Linked DNA regions of Mus musculus: all the other regions are linked to region 2. Evidence: chromatin loops called from intact Hi-C (ENCODE). Cell type or tissue: heart. All regions are shown on one strand. Region 1 overlaps Pde4b (phosphodiesterase 4B, cAMP specific). Region 2 holds the start of Gm52667 (a long non-coding RNA gene). Region 3 has its middle 80 kb from the start of Gm24869. Region 4 has its middle 66 kb from the start of Gm52667.

Region 1 (5,000 bases), 58 kb before region 2:
AAATTAAGTCTAAAACAAGGCAGGAACTTGAATTCTTTCACCTGGACATATTCAACATGGAAGACTGAAAACTCAAGATTTCCCAAAGGAAAAACCAAATCAAATAATTGAAACAAATCAACTTGTATACATATGTGCGGTTATGTAACCACTGCCAGGCTTTCCCCATACCCTTATTCCTGTGCTCGGGCATATATCTCATTTACGCTTTTTTTGACTATGTCATGAGAGAACCTACTAAGAAAATAAATCGCTAGGTGATCACTGCGTTTGCAGAAGGAATTTTTTTTCCTACACAAAAAGATTAGAAACATATTTTTTTTTAGAAACTCTCACCTCTGAGTCTCATAAATGACTTAATTTACAACAATATATACATCAAGTATAGAATTTTGTGGCAGCCAGAATAACGTGTGGAGTAGGGTATTCTATCATACTATTTCATCTAAAATTTACTAAGAGCCATTGGTGCAAATCATGACTATCACCACTTGTAATAGAGCTGTTTTTAAAGTAACCCAGAAGTTCATGGATCATCCAAAATGGCAGCCAACCATGTCGATGAGATATCTGAAGAGCTGCCCGGAGATCTCCAAGCCAGACTACCGCAGACTACAGCTTGGGTGTCTGTAGCATTAACTGTAGTGATTTCCAACATGAGTCAATTAAAATATATTTCAAGGAAAGAATGTATTTGGAGAAATAGGATGAGGAAGCAGAAGTCTTCCAGTAAAGCACAAAATGTGCTGACCTATCTCAACAGCAGCCTTAATTAAGGTTTTTCCCAAGCTCCAGGGAGGCCATGTCTTCTAGCATCACTTCAGGGCCACTCTGGAAGGAATGATGATACAACTGATGAAGAGTAGAAGAGACCTCCTTTCAGGAAGCCTGTTTCTCCACATGACTCCTCACTCATCTTCACTTAGCTTTGACTATTTCTGAGATTCAAGTAGATGTGCCAGATGCACATTTTGCTCAAGAAATAGAACAGGGGCTCAGTACATGGTCTCTGACCCTGAACAGCTCAGAAAAGTCAAGGCTTTGCTAGAACTGCCAGGCCTGGGATGTGAGCGGGACGGCTGTATATGGGCAGAGGTCTCTCTGAGGACCATGGCTCAGGCTTGAAAACTGATCCGTGGCAGATGACTGGAGAGGGAGGCCAGCACAAGCTGAACCTTTACTTCGTTTCTGCATTAAGCAAGAACAGTCAGGCAGGATTACAACACACGGGCAAACAGAAATAAGATCAACCATCTTATCAAAGACCCTGGCCACTCAGGACAAAGGAGGTCCCGAAGGAAATTACAAAAAAGAAAAGGGGAAAAATAAAAATAGCAGACATTTTCTTCAGTGTTCGGTATGATGTGTGTAACCTGGAATTCTGGGACAATCGGCTCAGTTACACCCATATATAAAGAGCCTTTATATACAAATAGAAGTCATAAAATAGAACTATACCAGAAAAGCTGGGAAATTCTCAAGATAGTGCCCCAAATGGTTTGAAAGAGCCTGTTTTGTCTAAAATAGCCATCCTATAAACATTTACCCCAGAACATGGACGCTGAACTGCCTGCAATGATTTGCAATGATTTCATATATGTCTAAATTTAAGGATGGCTAACTGCAAAATCATTAGTAAGGCAGCTAAAGTGAGAATGGTAAAAACTGTTCCCTTGAGCAAACACAGCTAAAAATAAGGTCTTGCTTATTAGTGGCCACGTTCCCTTGTTCAGAATTAATTTCTTCATTTAGCAGGAAAAGTTTTTTTTCCTCATATTAATCAGGACCTGGGGGACCAGCAGCATCTAGTCCCTTAGCATTTGCAGAAAGAGCCAAGTCCGTTCCTCACAGACTCCACATCGTGTTTTCGCGCTGCTGAGAGACACTGTCCACCCCCTCCCCCTGAAAGCTGGAATCATGCATGTTAGTAAGTATTTCAGTTATGCCATTGACGTCAATGGAGTCATTAAATAGATTGCTGGCCCTCCCAGAGGCAAATCACTGCCAGGGACCTAGATACAGACACTTTTTTTTTTTTTTTTCAAAGACAGCCATCAGGTTTTGCTATGAGAGAGAACGAAAAGTTTACACTGTAGCCGACTGTCTCCAAACAGTTTCTTTTTGCCCTTTGCATTTTGTTCCGGCCTTTCTTTCTCTTTGGTTACAGTAGACTCCAAAAGACACCCAGATATTATTGCCTAAATGTTTTGTGCACAAATGGATCTCCTGTAATTGAGACCATAGAGGAAGATACTGAACTTTGAAAAAAAGGAGTCTCTAGTTTGCTCTGTTCAGCCCATCTTGATGTTAATTCAGGGGCATACATTGTTCTAGCCAAATCACTGTTGTCTGCTACTGAAGTTGTTTGACGTTTGGATCCTTAAACAAACAGCGTCCTTCAAAGAGGCACACAGATTGCCTTTTCTGCTGCCTCTGCACGGCTCAAAGCTGTAGCCCTCATCTCTGAATCAATCTTTCTGCAGCTGTTTCGGGCTGTGGCACTGAGCCTCTGTAGCGAAGGGTGGAGGAGGAAGCCAGGAAGACAAACTGGTTCTCAGGGCTGTCTCATCTGCAGCAGTGTACCCACAGGAGGCTATCCACGTGCCTGTGTCCTCCCAAACCCCAGCTGCTGCCCGCCTCAAGCCCGATCACGTAGCAGCTTCCAGGCCTGTCGGAGAAAAGCCCTTCGGGACACAGCTGCCTCTTCCTGGGAATGCCTGCAGGCTCTGTTTACCTGAGCTGCAGCTGGAATGTCTGCCAAGGACTCGCTCCACACCTGGACTTTTCTACCACTGAGGCTCAGAGCCAGAAAGCTACCTTCATCATCTCTTCAGATCTGGCTCCCTTCATCTACCATGCAGGCTATAAAACTTACTTCTTACTACAGTCCTTGCCCCTCCAGTCCATGGATGGTTCCCTTCCTTTATTTATCACTGGGGTGTATAGAAATGCTAGACACTTGAAACTTTTGGTAACCCTTCTTGAGTTACGTGGAGACCCAGGTTCCATGTCCTCCCTGCTCTGTTCCCTTGTTCTGCAGTTCCTGGCTTGGGAGAACCAAAACTGCACCGTCTTCATCCATTTCTCTCTCATTGCCAGGACAGCCAGCTCCTTTAACCACTTCTTTCTAGTCTTTTCTTCTCTCCCGGCATAAAGGACTTTGTTTTCCTGTACCCAAAACATTATGGTCATCTTCCAACGTGGTTTGTTGTCCACAGTGTTTGCACGTTCTGACCCAACCTTCTTTCTGATCTAGCATGCTTCTTCTAAGCCCCATTATTGATTGTTTTGTTATTGTCTTGTTTTGATTTTGGGTGGTGTGTGTGAGTGTGCATGTGTGGGAGTGTATGTGCATTCGTGCGTGCATGCATGCATGCGTGCGTGCATGCATGTGTGCGTGAGTGCATGTGTCCTTGTCTCCCTTATTGCCTTACCCCTACATTGCTCAATTCATGGTTGTGTGAGATAAATATGCCAGCCTCCTGCCTCCTATCTTTCCACACTGACTCTTTTCCCAGGGCTGTATATGTTTTTTTTGCTTCTTCAATTCTTGAGTGACGATTAAAATAAACATGTATTTTCAATAAAAGGCCTGGTATATAGTATATATTTAGAAAATACCACATGATTTATCCATTTCCATCTGGAATGTACATTTTTATCATTTGAGACTACTTATCTGACATCTTCAGATTATGTCCCTATAATGTCCTATTCAATTATTATCTCAGAAACTTTTAATCAGTGTCTCAAAATCTCAAAAATAGTACTTGAAATATCTTGTTTTCTTCCCTAACCGAAGCATGAGTATCTCAAATGCATAGACAAATCCTCTAGTTTTGGGCTTCCAACTAAGAATGTAAAACCTAACTGATGCCCAGTAAACACTAATGGAATGAGCAAATAGCAGTGAATGATTGCCCAAGCTTGAGTCCGAAACATCGGAGGAGCTCGGCTGCTTCCTTTGCTTTGTTCAGGCTTGCCTACATCTCTGCTGACTCTCAGAACATGCGCACAGTGCTGAAATCCCTGGCTAACCTTGATGGCATGTGACGCTCAAAGCACGTGAAGTGAAGCCTGTGCTATCATTTCAGCATGAAGTAACAAAGTTATAAGAAATAGAAAGAAGCAAAATGACTAAATACATGCAGCTTATCATAATAAACGATAACATTCTCTCAGTACCCACCACAGGGCTACAGAATGGGTACTTAATAACTTACCAAGATGGACTGAGTTCGGAATCTGGATCAGTCTCTCCAGTAAATTATTCTCCAAAACTTTGGTTTCTTATCTGGAGAAATATTATTGTTATTGTAGAGTAAATTCTCAGAGTAAATAAGAAAGGCCATGTTGGTTATGACTGAGCTAGACTACCCGTTCCAAATTCTAGCTCTGACTACCTTGTGACCTTGGGACAAATTACTTAATCTCTCCTAGTCTCAGTTGCTTCACTTGCTAATTAGTATGCAAAGAGTGCACATGCCCTATAAGCTACTTATATGGATTAAGTGACTTGACACAGGCAAAACAATGAGAAAACTGCAATTGGCTTTCTAGAGCATGCATCACATGACCTCAGCGTGCCTCGTGTGGCCTAGTGCGTTGCAGATGGTCAGAATGGGAGAGCTAAGAATCCAGGACTTCTGGTATCAGCAGGGAACCAGAACAGAAAGCACCATGGAACTTTCAGGTTGACTTCTCCTCCATGGTAATATGATATACCCCTTCCCCGTGCCCCTTATCTTCAGTTTCAGTTTTTTAAAGATTTCAATTATCTTTAGTCAACCTGGTCCAAAAGTAATAAAGTGAAAATCCCACAGAGAGGGAAATTCATAAGCTTACAGTCACATGGCCTTTGAGTGTCTTGATGACATTGCATCCCGATCCCTCTGGCTGGGGTGAGTCGGCTCACTCTGCAGATCCATGCCTTATGAACTAACTGCCCCTACGTTCCTTAGTCACCCTCTGGGTTGTGAGATTGGATGCTGTGCTATCAC
Region 2 (5,000 bases):
TGTTAGCAAGGAGAAAAGTAAGAGGCAAGAATGGAGGCACGCTAGGATCTTTGAAACTTTTCTGTGCGTCTAACAGTATTTTGAAATAAGAACTTCAGGGTAGGGGAAGGGCAGAGAATGCAGAAGGAAGGAAAACACCATGCTTTACCCTTTGGCTGTTTTTGTTTTTTGTTTTTCCCCCCCCCAGAAGCCTGACACTTCCATTTTGCCCCAGGCCCTGCAAAATGCTACATATCTTTGCTGAAAAACCTCCCGCTTAAAGTACAGTTCTGCTCTCTCTTCCTCTTCCTCCTCCCACCCTTGTAGTCCACGCTGGACCTTTGGGTTTCTTTGCTTGCTAGTACTAAGTGCTGCTCCTCCCTGCTCACCTCCCTGCTGAGCACTGGCCTCTCTCATAAGCACGGTCTCCCAGCCTCTTATCTGTTCTCTTCCTAACGTGAACACTCATATCTCCTTTTACAGTTAGGACATAGAAGTCTAGGATCACACAGTGAGTGTTCAGAGAGAAAGCTGGTCTGCCTGGTCCTTGCTTCAGCAATGGTGTTTCCTCACCACATTGCATTGTAAGCTGCCCTGCCTCCAGGTGCCAAGACTCTGCAAACAGCTTGGGCAGGCATTTTTAATCTCCATTTGTAAAGGTGTCATCTGAGTGTCTCCTGGGGTCTCACCACTGGCTATTATGGTTCCAGGGCTCCAAAGCTACAAGGTGGAGGCTGGTGCCAAGCTAGTTATAACCCTTAGGAGCAAGTGTTAGTGCTGAGCTGGTTCCAGCCTTGAGAAACAAGTGTGAGGACATCCCTCCCTCTCACTTGTATTTGTGCCCTCTGCCTTAGTTATGACAAGCAGGGTATGGAGTCTTGACTGTAGGATGAGAATTTGGAAAATACATGTATGGAGACAACGTGTGAAATTACAAAAGGATTAATAAAAATATTTTAATACACAATAAACAGCTATTATGAGGGGAAAAGAATTTGGAAAGTGACCAATTCAATGGAATTTTTAAATGGAGCAGTCTGCTTAAAAAAATATTGTGGTTGGCCTGGGCCCCGAAGAGAAAAAGACAAAGATACAGGGTCTGTTATCCAGGCACAAACACCCAAGGATGCACCTACCTACCACAGTACCAACACTGCACACACCCCGCTTGCAGAGACCAGGTACTGTGGTATAGCTCTGAAGAGGCTGGCATTTTGAAGTGCTTCTGCTGGTAGGATTCTCTAATTCCTGTGCAAAGCTGGAGTGGAAATCAGATCCCTTCTTCCACTTCGTGGAGAAATGCGCCCCGTGCTGTTTTATCTTACAGTCATTTTGCATATCTGCTGATTCCAACAGCTTTGAGCAAACTCCTCCCCTTCTGGCTGGCCGGCTGAAAGTCTGGTCCCAGTTACAGAGGCTGCAGGTGGTGATGGCAAAAGGCACCAAGGCAGTGAAGCCCAAGCAGGCTGGGAAGTGGTTGGACTTTTTCTTTTATTAGAGGCAGGGAGTAGGGTGGGAAGGCCCTGTCCCTTCAGGCAAAGCTTTCTTGAAGAAGTGTTCTTAGGAAACAGGGGAGGAAGGGTGCTCTAGGAGAGAGAGAGAGAGAGAGAGAGAGAGAGAGAGAGAGAGAGAGAGAGAGAGAGAGAGAGAAGAATCTTGGAGTTGAGACAGCGTTACAAAGGTGAAGAGGAAGAGAGGCAAGGTATGTGCAAGCCTGGCTTGAAATGAGTTTTATTGAAAACACCTAAATTCATGTTTATGCATTGAGGAGCGTGGAAAAGAAGGCGGAGGAAGCCACCTCCGGGGTTTCTGTGGGTTTTCAAGTTTGACATACAGGATGTTGAGTTTTTAACCCCTCTTTTACCCTGAAGTGTGTGCATACTGCAGGGATAAACAAAGTCCTGATTCTGTAAAGTGTGCATCCGTGGACAGGCCTTTCTGTTTCCCTGGAATCCCACTTCATTTCTTCCTCTTTCTGTGTCAGGTATTTGATGCCACACACACAAAAGTCTTCGTCTGATAAGAAAGGCTGTGTGGTTTCACTGAGGCCTCTCTGTAAACACGGTTGAAACCACCGAATAAGCATGCTAAAGCCCGCAGGACTGCTATATCTTATCAGTGGCTGTTGTATGCTTGTGTTCTGGAATGTGTGGTAATTAGCTGCTATTCCTCAGCCTATGTGGGGAATCTGCCCGCTTTATATATCTGAAGCTTCATTAATTCACTTAAAATTATAACATGAATTCAGTGTTTATTAACCTAGGTCTTAAGTCAATACCCTGAGGTATTTATTGAGACCCACAAACGGTTGGCTATGGAGTGACTTGTCCTGAGAAGTGAAAAATAGCTTTCCAATCACAGCTAGATATATGATCTTGAATGCACTGGGTTTTTTTTGGGGGGGGGTGTTTGTTTGTTTGTTTGTTTGTTTATTCATTTGGTTGGTTTTTGTGGGAGTTTTGTTTTGTATGGAACACTTTGAGAATTTCCCAGAAAGCAATAAATAAAGGAGACCCCCTAGCATCAGTGCAAAGCCTGACATCTGGCTCCACCTGAAAGTCCAGTTCAGAGTTTCCCTGTGACCCTGGCACGACCAGAAGGGAAGTCTTGGCTTTGTTTATTATAACAAGAGCCACAAGACTCCCAGGCCAATAAACATGTTCACGTAAAACTCCAGACAGCTTCTCTAGACTGGAGTCTTATCATGGGAGACCTCATTTTACCTCTAGGTTAAGGGAGAGAAGTCTATGCCTCGGGCTTGTCCGGGTCAGTGCTGCTGAGAGTTCACAGTGACCCACCTGAAGCATTTTTCCCCAGAATGAATGACTGTCCTGCCTGAGAACAGCACAGCCCAACATTTGCCCCCACATGGCCGTAGCGAGCAGGTTTCATTTAGAAGAAAAGCAAAGAGGGGGAAAGCCTCCCTCATTTCTCCTCAGGACTGCAAACACTCAGAAATGACATCACACACCCCACAGAGCCCTGGCATGACTAAGGCAGAAGTAGCCTGAGAAAACTCTGCTCTGCCCTGAGTTTTAGGGCACAGTTATGCAGATGAGCGTCTGGGCGCAGGTTCCCGCCTTCTTCCTCTGAGGAAGTTTCTTGGTAGATCACTGACACCTCATCCCGGCGAGGGGGTGAAAACTTGGCACCCGCCACCCCACCCCCCTGTCCCGGGCAGAGCACCAGAAAGAGCTTGGAAGCAAGGAGTCGGCAAGCAAACAATGAAGGAGCAAGGGGGCACCGTCAGTGGCGCCGCGAGCAGCCGAGGTGGAGGAGACTCGGCTATGGCCAGCCTGCAGCCACTGCAGCCTAACTACCTGTCTGTGTGTTTGTTTCCAGAAGAATCATATCAGAAACTAGCAATGGAGACGCTGGAGGAACTAGACTGGTGCCTAGACCAGCTAGAGACCATCCAGACCTACCGCTCTGTCAGCGAGATGGCTTCAAACAAGGTAAGGACACCTCTTTCACTAACTACAACTGGAGCGCCAGGCAGCAGCCTGTCTGTTGACTTGGTCGAAGTGCGGCAGCACTTTCTTTGCTCGTACCTTGCTACCACAGTAAGCTGAAATTTCTTAGTCGGTGTTAATGCCCAGAAACACGTTTCCGAATTTGTGCGTTATCGAATATAAGTTAGAGGTATCTGCGTTGCTTCCAGATCGTTTTACGAATGTAAGTGCCTTTTAAAATATATAATGGTTTGTAGAAAACTAAAGTCTGTCTGAGTCTTGCCACAGTTTAATCCGTTCAGTAGACACGTGTTTGACGAGAAAGTAGATCCATCGCTTTTTTTTTTTTTAAATGAGAACACAAATTTCCTTCAAGTCTGACAATTTCTTGCTGGGAATAAGGGCATTTGGGGGTTTATAACACGTCCTTTGTGATGCTGACATGGTCTGAGACTTAGAAAAAGAAGAAAGAAGGATACAATATACTTGTTCTTCTACCACAGGAAGTTGGGTTTTGTTTTTCCTAATTTTAAAGGTGAAAATCATTTAAAACTAAAATACACCTATACTAAAGAAAGAAAAAAGAAAAAAAAACACCACCCTGATTTTATTTACAATATTCAGAAAAACAAAAGCAAACTTGGTTTTGGGGAGCTTTAATTATCTATCATTATCCCATTTGTTTAATTAACATCTGGACAGAGTGCTAATTTATATAGTGAGGGTTGTTGCTAGTTGTTTTCTGCTTGTTTACACGTTTTCATGCAGATTTTAACTGTATGGATGTGTGTGTGTGTGTGTGTGTGTGTGTGTGTGTGTGTGTGTGTGTGTGTAGAAGGGTGTACAAGTGTATGTGTGTCTGTGTGCAGGGGTGTGTGTCTGTGTGTGTCTCTGTGTGTGTGTGGTAGAAATTGTGCAGTTATATATTTATCTACATCTACATAGGTGTACTTGAAGGGAAAGGCTTGCTTCTACTGCACCCCTCTGAGTATACCTTCAAAGCTCCCTACAACTCAAGCTTAAGGTATTGTCCTATTGTCCTACATTTCTGAGGCTGGAAGAGGCTTTGTACCCCACCTACCCTGTCAGCCCAAGGTGCATTCCTGATTGAACTTTTCCTCCCTTCTTTCCTGGGGGAAAAGCATCTCTTTGGAACAGAGCTTGCTGGCTCCTCTTCAAAGCACCATGACAGAGGAAACAGGGCATCCTTAGATGCTGGTGTGTGTATGGTGGCAGTAGGGTCCTTCTTACTCTGAAACTCTCTCATGGACTGATCAGTAACAGAGCAGAAGTGAGCCCGCTCTAAAATGTTAGCTCAGAGTTCACCTCGGTGGGGAGTAAAGAGAGAAGCCGCCCTGGGGTTTTAACTAATATTTTCTGACTTCTCTCAAGCTGGGACTTTCCAGGTTGATGTAACACCCAGCCGCTTCCCCATGTTGGGGGCTTCACTGCGTAACTTCTCCAAATCACTCTGGGATTTACAGAGAATATTCTGCAGTGGCTTTGCCTGCCTCACAGCGTCAGCAGCTGTTGTGTGGTCCCTTATTTTGTGATATTTGATGCAACCTG
Region 3 (5,000 bases), 87 kb after region 2:
TAAGTTGCATGCCGTGGCACACATAAATATAGTTTCCGGTGATTAAACAATGAATGCTTCCATGCTAAGTGCTTTCCTGAGTGACCTGTCTCCCAGCCCACAAATCTGTTTTCTATCCTTTTATCAACAAGACATCTTTTGGGCCCTCGTACTGTGGAAAATAGGCTTCAAATAGCAAATCCTGTCCATCATTCTATCGTTTCTGAGCCTTTGAATCCCATGATCAACCTTAAGCCAAGACATGTCAGTCATGCTCAATTCTTTCATAGTACCCGTCTTTTGATGCAGTCTTTAAGTCAAACATATAAACTCTTAGCCCCTTTTAAAACTATGTCTGCTGCATCAGTAAAACTGGAACTCTCTGCTCACTGCTCATGTATCAACAAACTGATCCAGCCTGTGTTTCTTCCATCATCCTCCCACGTGCTTGATACTCATTCCCACAAATATTCTCCACATGTCTGTTTGTGTGAATTAAAAAAGTCAAGTTCTTTAAGGGTATAATGCATCTCCTCATTGGTTGCACTCTGTTCCTTACTTCTAGGGTCCCAGTGAGCTCTAGGTCTGGTTGTAGGTCTAATACTATAACCAAACCTAGGTTATAGGTCTAGAGGTAAAGGTGAGTGGTGAAAATGGGCCCTTGATGTGTCATAAGCACTTTCAGGCAACAAACAAACGTGACTTTAGTCTCTGGGTGGTGTCAGCACCTCCAGGAAGCCTTTCAAACCAGCCAGCATTAGGCTTCTTCCGACTTGTCCTAGTATTTTATCCCTTTTACTCTCAAAACAGTTGTGGATAAACTGGTAGCCTTCCAATTATACATTTGCCTCTCATCTCCCGAGATTTTATTACAGACCTCTCTATGTCCCCAGAGTCAGCACATAATGAACTCTCAGAACATACTTGATAGTTTCCCATCATCTTCTCACTTGCTCTCTGCCCCCTTCTCTGTGCATTTTGTTCCTGCCTCTGTGCACAGCCTGCCCTAGCGTGGTGAGTTCTCACTCAAGGGCCTTGACATTCAGGATCTGTCTGCGTACTTCCTCTTGCTCTCTGTAAGAAGACCGTATTTTCTTCTCTATAATTACACCTAGTCCCATGTAATCTCTGGGTCTCTCCAGTCCTTCCCCAAAAGCGCTTGCCTGGCGTGGTGACTTGATTTGGGTCAAGAAGCCACAGTTAATAGTGACAGCAAGAAGACAGAACCAAAAAGAGCAAACGAAGAAGGGTTTCAGGTGAGCACGAAGCCACAGATTGCTGATTTTAGGCTGGTCTGGAACCCCACAGCCTCATGGTATGCCTGTGAGCAGGCAAGAGAGAAAAATTCAGCCATGTAGCTAGGGAGCTTAGAACTACAAAAGTAAGAGCTGGAGGGGGCAGCAGGGAAACTGAGCTGCATAGCTTGCTTAAGTCTTCTTCTAATGAACAATTACTTTTCCAAGAAGAAAACTAGAACAGACCCCACCCCAACATAGAAGAACTGAATTTCAAAATAAATGAAAGACGTGGTTTTGCTTTCATTCCCCTTTCACATACTTGTCATCCAACCACTAACTCACATACCCACACCTCCACACCACACTCACATAACACACACATATACACATATACAACACACACACACCTCCATATACCCATACCATACTCGCATACCATACATATATACACATATACAACACATGTACACACACAGAGACACAGACATCCATACACCCACACCATACTCACATACAAAACACATTCATTACACATCCAGACACACGCTCACATACCACTGCCACCACTAACATCCCACCTTGATGCTTAGAATGGTCTCTGAAGATTTCTTGGCTTGTTGATAGTCAAGTTTGAATATTTCTACTTAAGAAAAATCATGCATGAGTTTATTAAGAATGGACCCAAATCTGAGAGTCACTGGTTTCCTTGTTTTCTAATAATTAATTTATACTACCACCCTGGTCAAAACCGAGAAAACTTATTCTATAGATACGTCTGTCTTCCTAGTGTCAGGGCTGATAAACCACCTCAGTGTGGACCTGACTTTAGGAGGCATGTCACTGCAAAACTTTGAAAATGGATCTAACTTTGCTCAGAAAGGAGAAACTGTATAGCATCCACACTGAGGTTGTTTGTAAAAATTAAGACCAAAGTGAACCTGCTTGGCAGGCCGGAAAGGAAGCCCTTGTTTCTGTGTGCATGAGTGGTTTTACACCACCATCCAGTGGCAGAAAAGCAATATTGCACCTAAAAATGGTTCTTGTGTCCTGTCTTTATTTTTAATTCTGTCTTCAGTTCCGAGAAGACAGATTCTTCTCCTTCCTTCTTCTATGACCCACAGTGACCTCATCATCTCAGAGTCTTAAAACGTACAGACTTAAAGCCTAGTGTCTGTATGTGAGTATTTTTTGAGGGGGGAGAGAGCTTTGAAAAACCTTCCTGGATGATGAACCCCCAGTTGACAGCAGTCTGAGAAAGCTAATTCCTGAGTGCTAATTCTGGCTCTTCATTTTACCTTCTGTTGTTATTTTTCTTTTGTTTTTTTTCTTTATCTGGCAGTCGAGATCAGACCCAGAGCTATGGACATGCAAGGCAAGCACTCTACTCACTGAGCTGCATCCTCAGATTTGGAGTGTTGGGGATCAAGGTGTTGCTATGTGACTCAGTCTGGCACTGACCTCATTATGCATCCCAAGCTGACCTCAACCTGGCAATCTTCCTGCCTGGACCTCCCAATACTAAGATTATAGGCAAATAACCCACATACTGTTGGAGAAAACATCAGTGATTAAAAAGCACAAAGTATGGTGCCTGAAGAGAAACCATATGTCCAAGTCCAGAACAGCAGACAATAAGCCAAACTTCTTTACTTCCTCTTTATTATGATTCTATTTTCTAAGTGGCAACCACACTTGCGATGGGTGAGATTATGTTTTGTTCCTAAAACGCGGAGAAGGCGCCCTTGCCTGTCACCCTGGGTGACCTGTACGGGCCACACAGCCAGCTGTTAAGACAGCTTCCTCTTTGATGTCGCCTTTGGATGTGTTTCTGACTCTAATTCACAAACTTCCAGATTAAACTGAGAAAAAAAAAATGTCTTGCTTTCCAGTACAAAGTTCTAATCATGTCTTTGTTTTTCAATTGCTGAAGTAATTTGGAATAAGTATTCATTGTTTATAATGGAAGTGTTATTTTATCCCTAGCCTTTGTTTCTCTTACTGGAAAAATAGAGTGTGGAGGGAATGGCCTTAGAGAACTAGAAGGTGTCTTACCCTTCTAGAACATGGAGGCAAAATTCCTTAGGATTCTAGACTATCAAAATCCTTAACCTTTAACTTGTCAAAGGTACACACACACACACACACACACACACATATATATATATCAACTTCTGGGAGAATGGTATATGAGGAAAAGGGTGTATTTTATAGGACCTTCCAGGTGAAATATCATCAAATGAATAGTTATGTTAATATAATAGACATGATTTTAGTGTATTGATGCATTTGTGGGAGTGAAGGAAAATAAATCTATGAACTAAATAGTGACAGTTACAGACTAATGCATTGTGAGTTATCAGTGAGCCTGAGGAGGCTTGACTGCCTGGAACTAAGTATTGATGTCACTCTGCAATTGCCACCCAACTAGGGTTTTAGATCATACAACTTAGATCCAATAGTGTAGTCAACAGCTTAATTAAATAAACACAAGAAATACAGAGAGAAAGAAATGAAAATCTGGACAATCTCAAAACCCACAGATATGAGAATGTCCTGATAAAGAGTTCAAAAGTCATGTGTAAAAGAGTAAAAGAGATTAAAAAAAAAAGAGTAGATAATACTAGCAAAAAAAAAAAAAAAGACAAGAAAAATATAAAAACATCAAGGCAAATTCTAGAAAGAGCTACATAAAACTTATAGATTACAAATACAAATAAATGAATGAGCCAACAGAGAGAGCAGAGCTGAAGACACAATTATAGAATTGGAAAGCAACTTAAAGGAGCTACCTCTCACAAAGCTCAAGTGGTATAGGGATGAGATAAACTCTCTCTGGGCCCTCCAAAGGCTCAAAGATGGAGTCTATGAAATATATTGACACTGAATTATGTGACTTATAGATGTGAGTGTGGGGATTATAAGACTCAAGGAATTCCCAGCCTGACTGAAGTTTTTAAAAAGGTTTCTAGTTACAAAACAGAGTGGGCTTAGGCATTCTAGCAGAGAAATAGCTACAAGTTATGCAAGTGCACGATGAGGAAGTGGGAATGCTGAAGATTGCCTTGCCGTGCAGAAGTCTCTTGGGCAACCAACCCTGTTTTGGAGAAGCCCTGGGATGTAACCTGTAACAATGTAGCATTGGCCTTCTTTTGTGAATCCATCTTCTTTTGTGGGTAGGATTTTAAAGAGGGATTATATGGAGACCATGCTCCCTTTGCAGAGAGTTATTTTTGGGCAGATCTTCAGAGAAGGCTTTTTCTTCTGATTCGGCTCCCTTTGAGTGATGGACAGGAAAGTTAGGGGGGGGGGTCAGAGAGACTATAATCATTCTTTACTCAAAGCACTTATTATGTCCAAGTGCATACTTTGATGTGTGCACTCGATACTCTGCACATTAGGGGGACCAATAATTGTATGTATGAATATATGACTTAGAGGCATAGATGGAGGGAACAAATATGAGCATTGTTAGAGTCCCGTCAGAGGAAGCTGGTTGCACACATGCAAAGGGACAAAGTGATGTGGGGGTTAAGAAGGTAACTTCTCAACAATGAGCTTGCATGAGGAATGTAAGGGTGAGGACAGCGGAACTCTGAGTTTGATGAATTATGTCCTTATCTTTACAGCAGATCCCAGGAAACCTGGGACTCACCAAACAACAGAAAAATATAAGAATATAGATCTGTGGATGTGTTTAAAAGGTAGAAGTTGTTAGACTGGCCTTTGGAGGGAGCAAGAGACATGGAAAGAATATAGTCCATAGCGGTGGGCTCTGGCATGTCA
Region 4 (5,000 bases), 66 kb after region 2:
CTCCTTCCTCCTCCTATTCGGCGAGGTTCCCTGGTTTTGTCTAGTGTTTGGCTGTGAGTCACTGCACCTGCTCCCATCAGTTGCTGGACAATTGGATGAAGCCTCTCTGACGACAATTGGGCTAGGCACCCATCTGTGAGTATAGCAGAGGCTTATTAGGAATCATTTCATTGACTTTTTTACCCATTTGGTTCTATCCCTGGGTCTCAGGATTGCCCAGCCCCTGGTTCCTGGCAATCCATGCTGTGTCAGATGTGGGCTCACTCTCATGGTGTGGGCCTCAAGTTGGACCAGTCATTGGTTGGTCACTCCCACAAGCTCAGTGGTGCCACCATTACCCCAGCTCATCTTTTAGGCAGGACATAGAAGGTAGAAGGTTTTGTGGCTGGGTTGATGATGTCCCAGTCCCACTGTCTTTCCCAGTTATAAAACATGGCTGGTTCAGGCTCTACATCTACCATTACAAGGCTACTTTACTTGGGTCACTCTTGTAGTTTCCAGGGAGTTTCCTCTGCATTAAGTTTCTATATTGCCCCTCAAATGTCCCCCAATTCCAGGGGTTTCTCCCAGTATGCTCTTCCTCCACCTCCAACCCCCACCCAGCCTAGACCATCCTGTTCCTCTCCCCAGTCACCTCAGTCCTTCTATTCTACTTCTCTCTGGAGAGATCCATGCATCTCACCTTGAGCCCCCTTTGTTACTTAGCTGAGAGAGGGGAATTCTTTTTTCTTAAACATTCTTTTTTATTAGTAATTTTATTTATGTACATTTCAAATGTTAACCCCCTTTCCAGTTAAACTCCCTACCTCCTCCCCCATCACCCCTGCTTCTATAAGGGAGCTCCCCCACCCACTCACCCCCATCTCACCACCATAGCGTTTTCTTGTGTTGGAGCATCAAGTCTCCACAGGACCAATTGATGCTAGATAAGGCCATCCACCACTACATACGCAGCTAGAGCCATGGGTCCCTCCATGTGTACTCTTTGGTTGGTGGTTTAGTCCCTGGGAGCTTTTTTGGGGGGGGTCTGGTTGGTTGATATTGTTGTTCTTCCTGTGGGGTTGCAAACCCCTTCAGCTCCTTCCCCTAACTCCTCTCCAATGGGGTCCAAGAGAGGAATTTGGTGATGGGCTGTCAGCAGCCAACACTGATAATCCTGAAAGGATTTTAGAATCCTAAATGGAACCGAAAAGAAAGCAGATGCCCAGGAGCTGTTCACTAAGGTGACAGAACAAAGGGTCATGTGCTCAGGACAGCGACCTTCAATGCTTCCCCCTCTCTTAGAAATTCATGCACCTCTTACTGAGCATTCATTGTCCGGCCAATGTGTCCAGCATGTTGCATGGATTTGTATGTCATCAGACAGAACCCCCCCCCCCCCACCATAGGTATTATCATCTTCCTTTTCTGATGAAGAAATCAAGGTCCCTGATATGTTCAGAAGCCTAGAAAAGTGTTTAATACGTATAAGATGTGTTTGTCTCTAAGGTCAATCCAACCTAAAGACTGTTTCCCAACAGCTTTCTCTCTATGGTTGTGAATTATGCTGCTGCTCTCAGGGGAAGGCATCAGTCTCTGCCCACCCAGCCCTTACTTCAAGGCAATGGTTTTTTCTACCACAGTGTGAGATTCCTTTCTAGCTCTCCACAATTCTCTTGTTGGCTTGATTAAAAAAAAAATGAATTTTTACTTTATTCCAACCAAAGTTCCATAGAATACAGTCCTTTGAATAAATATGATTTCAGGCATTCAATATATTGGGGGCCCACTATGTGCTGGCTGTGTGTGTATATTCTCTTAGACAGCCCTAGAGGATGAGAGTTTTTATCCTGGTTTTACGAATGAGGAAAACAGAGGCTTAGACAATTCAATAACTTCCCCCCATGATCAAACAGCTTAGGTTTAAACACAGATCTGCCCTGCATTGACAGAGCTATGTTCCCTCCCTCTCTGTTATTAAACAAATATGTATTAAGGTCCTACGTGCTGCCAGCACTCTGTAGGAATGTTCAGGGAGAAAGCTGTGTCTGGGACACGTGAGTGCCATGCAGCCTTCTCGGCGGTTGTGTTGTGGATAAGCAGCTACAAACACGGGGCTCACGGAAACTCTGAGTGAAGTGGTCAGTGAGGAATGTGGGCCAGCAGAACGTGGTTGCTTCTGGAAACAGCAGCTGCTCAGCCGCAGCCGGATGTTGTTACATGAGAGCATCAACCCAAATGGCCCCTTCCTTGCTTGAAGAGTAGCCACAAATCTGTATTTTATGTGAACTATCTCAATACCTTAAAATTGCAGGCTATTCCAAACCTGCAATCATAGTTACAGTGGATATAACAAGAGGTCTGGGTGGAACAGCAGCCACGGGAGTCACCAATGTCATCGGACCCTGACGCGCACCACCAACTCAGATGAATTCACATCTGTCTCCTGTGGAAAGATCTAATTGGAAGACTATGTAAATTCAACACACTCAGAGATTTTGCCCACATTCTAAGATGTTTCACTCATCTCCATGTCTCCAAGTTTTCTCGACAGAAGACCCCCTCCAGCCTCTGCAGGATCTTGCCCTCACTCACCAGTGCTCTATTCTTTCCCTGAGACTGAGTTATCCCCTGACCTTCTGGCAGGAAATGACTCGATTGTTGGTGTTTGCAAACAGCAATACAAGGCTACGTGACCACCGCTCACAACCTCCTGTCCCTTCTCATTCCTACTGCCACCAGATGGTTCTGAGATAATGCCACGTCTTTCCTGCAAAAAAATATAACATCCCCTAACCATTCTACTAGCCCATCTGACCACACGAGGAAGGCAGTATGTCAACACCACCCACTCACTATCCTTGCTTCCCCTCTCTTATCTTTTGAGAACGAGTGAGAGGCCGTGCTCTGGTCACATTCCAAAGAGTCAATCATATACCATGCAGAGAGTTCAGGGGCTCACGTAGACAGTATCAGTGTGTAGACTTAGAGTTCCGGCCCACCCAGGGATGTTTGTAGTATGTTTGGGACTGCCCTGTCCCTACCAAAATGACCTGTGATGCCAATCTCACTCCTTTCCTCAGCTGCTTCTATCAGAGTTTCTAACCAAGCACATCACTTATAGTTCTCCTGAGAGACAAAACCATCTCACAACCTGTATCCCAAACCAGGCTTCGATATCTTCTTCCAGCCCCTCCGCTGGCCTTCAGTACAACTCCAATAGCATTGATACGCCACTAGCTTTGCTGATAACATAGCATATATTAGTTAGTAGTAGACAGAACAATCCAGGTGACCTGGGATTATTATAGGCTAGAAGAAGCAGCTTGCCATTTGGAATCACTACCTTCTTTAGAGTAAACAGTGCTCTGAAGACCCTAGAAAACTCAGTGGATGCCTGAGTACATTGTTGGCATGGGCAGACGCTGGAGCTTAAAATCATATATTTGATTTATAAATTCCCTTCAAACAGGATATATGTTATCGTTTGAAAGGTTTTCAAGGGACTAATTTGGATCATGAAATGGGAAGCAAGTCATTTCTATTCTCACTTTACAGATGTATCGGAGATGGTGAGTTATGGTGACGTGCACAACCACAAAGGCTCTAGCCCATTATTGAAAGTGTCCTGCTTGCATGCCAAGACTCCACTGAACCAATAATTCTCTACTTGACCAGTCTAGTCTTAAAATGAACCCACATAGGATGGCTAGCATGGGGAAAGTTTTCTGCCCCTACTCCACCCAAGCAGCAACTGAGGCCGCTCTGACTGAACAAACTAGAACTGCCATCTAACAAAAAGCCTTGACTTCAGATTTGATGGCAACTTCTCTGAGCTTCACAATTACCCAGGAAGCTCCATTAGCTGTGAGCTATATTTCTAAACTGTTTGAAATATGCGCAAGTCAACCATTTTATAGATTTCCATAAAAATGTAAACACCTGGTTTAGGAATCTGTGGACTTTACAAAAAATATGTGTATCTGTTGAGGAGAGCAGCATTGGATAAAGAGGAGTATCCCATAAACCAACAGGAGGATACAGATGGAAGCATGATTTTAGCAGTGATGGGTCTTACAAGGGCATGTGTTGAAAGTAGCCTGCCTCGCCTGAAGATGGGCCAGGCTTGCTCCCCCTTGTCTCCCATTGGTGCTGTTGACTCTGTTGATCGGCAGTGACATCCTTTGACCCGGTCATTAGAGCAGCAGTCTTTCCACACCAAAAGGCCTCTCCTGTATGGCCAGTTGTAGAGGCATGGAACAGATGACTTCAGATGTAATTTCCAATTCTTGGAATCAAATATCAAAGAAATTCCAGGCAAAGTGATTACAACCCTCTGTCATTTCTTCATCAATAAACATTTGCTGAGCTCTAGTAACCCAGGCAGTAGGCCAGAATTTGAGGACACAAAGCTGATTAACATGAAACAGAGCCCTGAGCTGAGTGCCAGCTTCCTTCCTTGAAGTGAAATACAAGTCCCACTGGAAAAAAAGAAAAGAATCTTTCCCATGCAGTCTCTCCTTCGGGCTTCATGAAACTCACAATAACAAATAGCCCCCACTTAACACAGGCCTAGCTGAGGGTCCAGGAAGCTTAAGGGGTTTGACTTATGTCTAATAACCCTATGGATGGTGCTGGTATTTGAAGGAGACCAGCATTCCATTCACACTGTCCTTAGTGTGTCTTTGGAATTCAGTGGCTGTCCTAAGCATTAACGTGAAGCACACGGAATGAAGATAAAGGAATCAAAGAATCACACCCATCCTTCTGCTGTATTAGTGCCTCCTCCCTCACACCCCCTGTAGGCCGTCTTTACATCGAGGCTGAGGTAAATCTTGCCCTAACAAGGTGAGATTCGTCCACACCCTCCAAGGAGGCAGTGAGTACCTGAAGGCAGAGCCATGCACAAATTCAAAGCCAGATTTCAGGACAGTTCTGAGAGTTTTGGAATTTTTTCCAAGAGACAATAATTTGTACAGAGGGTTTTTAGATTTTTATTTGAGACCAGAAGGCAATTATAG

The links. A loop is a pair of places that touch in the nucleus more often than their neighbours do. Peaks named below come from ENCODE experiments on the same cell type or tissue, not always from the same donor. Only the 100,000 strongest peaks of a DNase experiment are listed, where the experiment ranks them.
Region 1: it touches region 2 in a loop (10-fold over the local background); 28 of 42 quality-filtered maps call a loop at or near these places.
Region 3: a loop joins it to region 2, with 4 times the contacts of the local background. A loop is called at or near these places in 10 of 42 quality-filtered maps.
Region 4: a loop joins it to region 2, with 2.8 times the contacts of the local background. A loop is called at or near these places in 4 of 42 quality-filtered maps.

The regions. Positions count from the first base shown.
Region 1 is chr4:102,509,140-102,514,139 of GRCm38, forward strand. The region is part of intron 5 of Pde4b (phosphodiesterase 4B, cAMP specific); the gene reads left to right. It overlaps Gm52668 (a long non-coding RNA gene), which reads right to left. Exons shown (of 3, transcript XR_003955083.1): 2 at 4,224-4,294; 3 at 1-1,188. Among named protein-coding and RNA genes, the nearest start is that of Gm52668, 3.9 kb to the right of the region's middle. In heart, no CTCF peak of the experiment used is centred here; DNase peaks (open chromatin) are centred at 1,922 and 2,622; H3K4me3 peaks cover 653 bases; H3K27ac peaks cover 1,690 bases.
Region 2 is chr4:102,567,445-102,572,444 of GRCm38, forward strand. It overlaps Pde4b (phosphodiesterase 4B, cAMP specific), which reads left to right. Exons shown (of 15, transcript NM_019840.2): 6 at 3,322-3,434. Gm52667 (a long non-coding RNA gene) reads right to left here and starts at 1,982. Exons shown (of 3, transcript XR_003955081.1): 1 at 1,116-1,982. In heart, no CTCF peak of the experiment used is centred here; DNase peaks (open chromatin) are centred at 1,337, 2,697, 3,037 and 4,777; H3K4me3 peaks cover 3,962 bases; H3K27ac peaks cover 4,638 bases.
Region 3 is chr4:102,654,502-102,659,501 of GRCm38, forward strand. No RefSeq gene overlaps it. Among named protein-coding and RNA genes, the nearest start is that of Gm24869, 80 kb to the right of the region's middle. In heart, a CTCF peak has its summit at 2,221 (motif pointing left); a DNase peak (open chromatin) is centred at 4,280.
Region 4 is chr4:102,633,374-102,638,373 of GRCm38, forward strand. No RefSeq gene overlaps it. Among named protein-coding and RNA genes, the nearest start is that of Gm52667, 66 kb to the left of the region's middle. In heart, no CTCF peak of the experiment used is centred here; a DNase peak (open chromatin) is centred at 2,108; H3K27ac peaks cover 1,462 bases.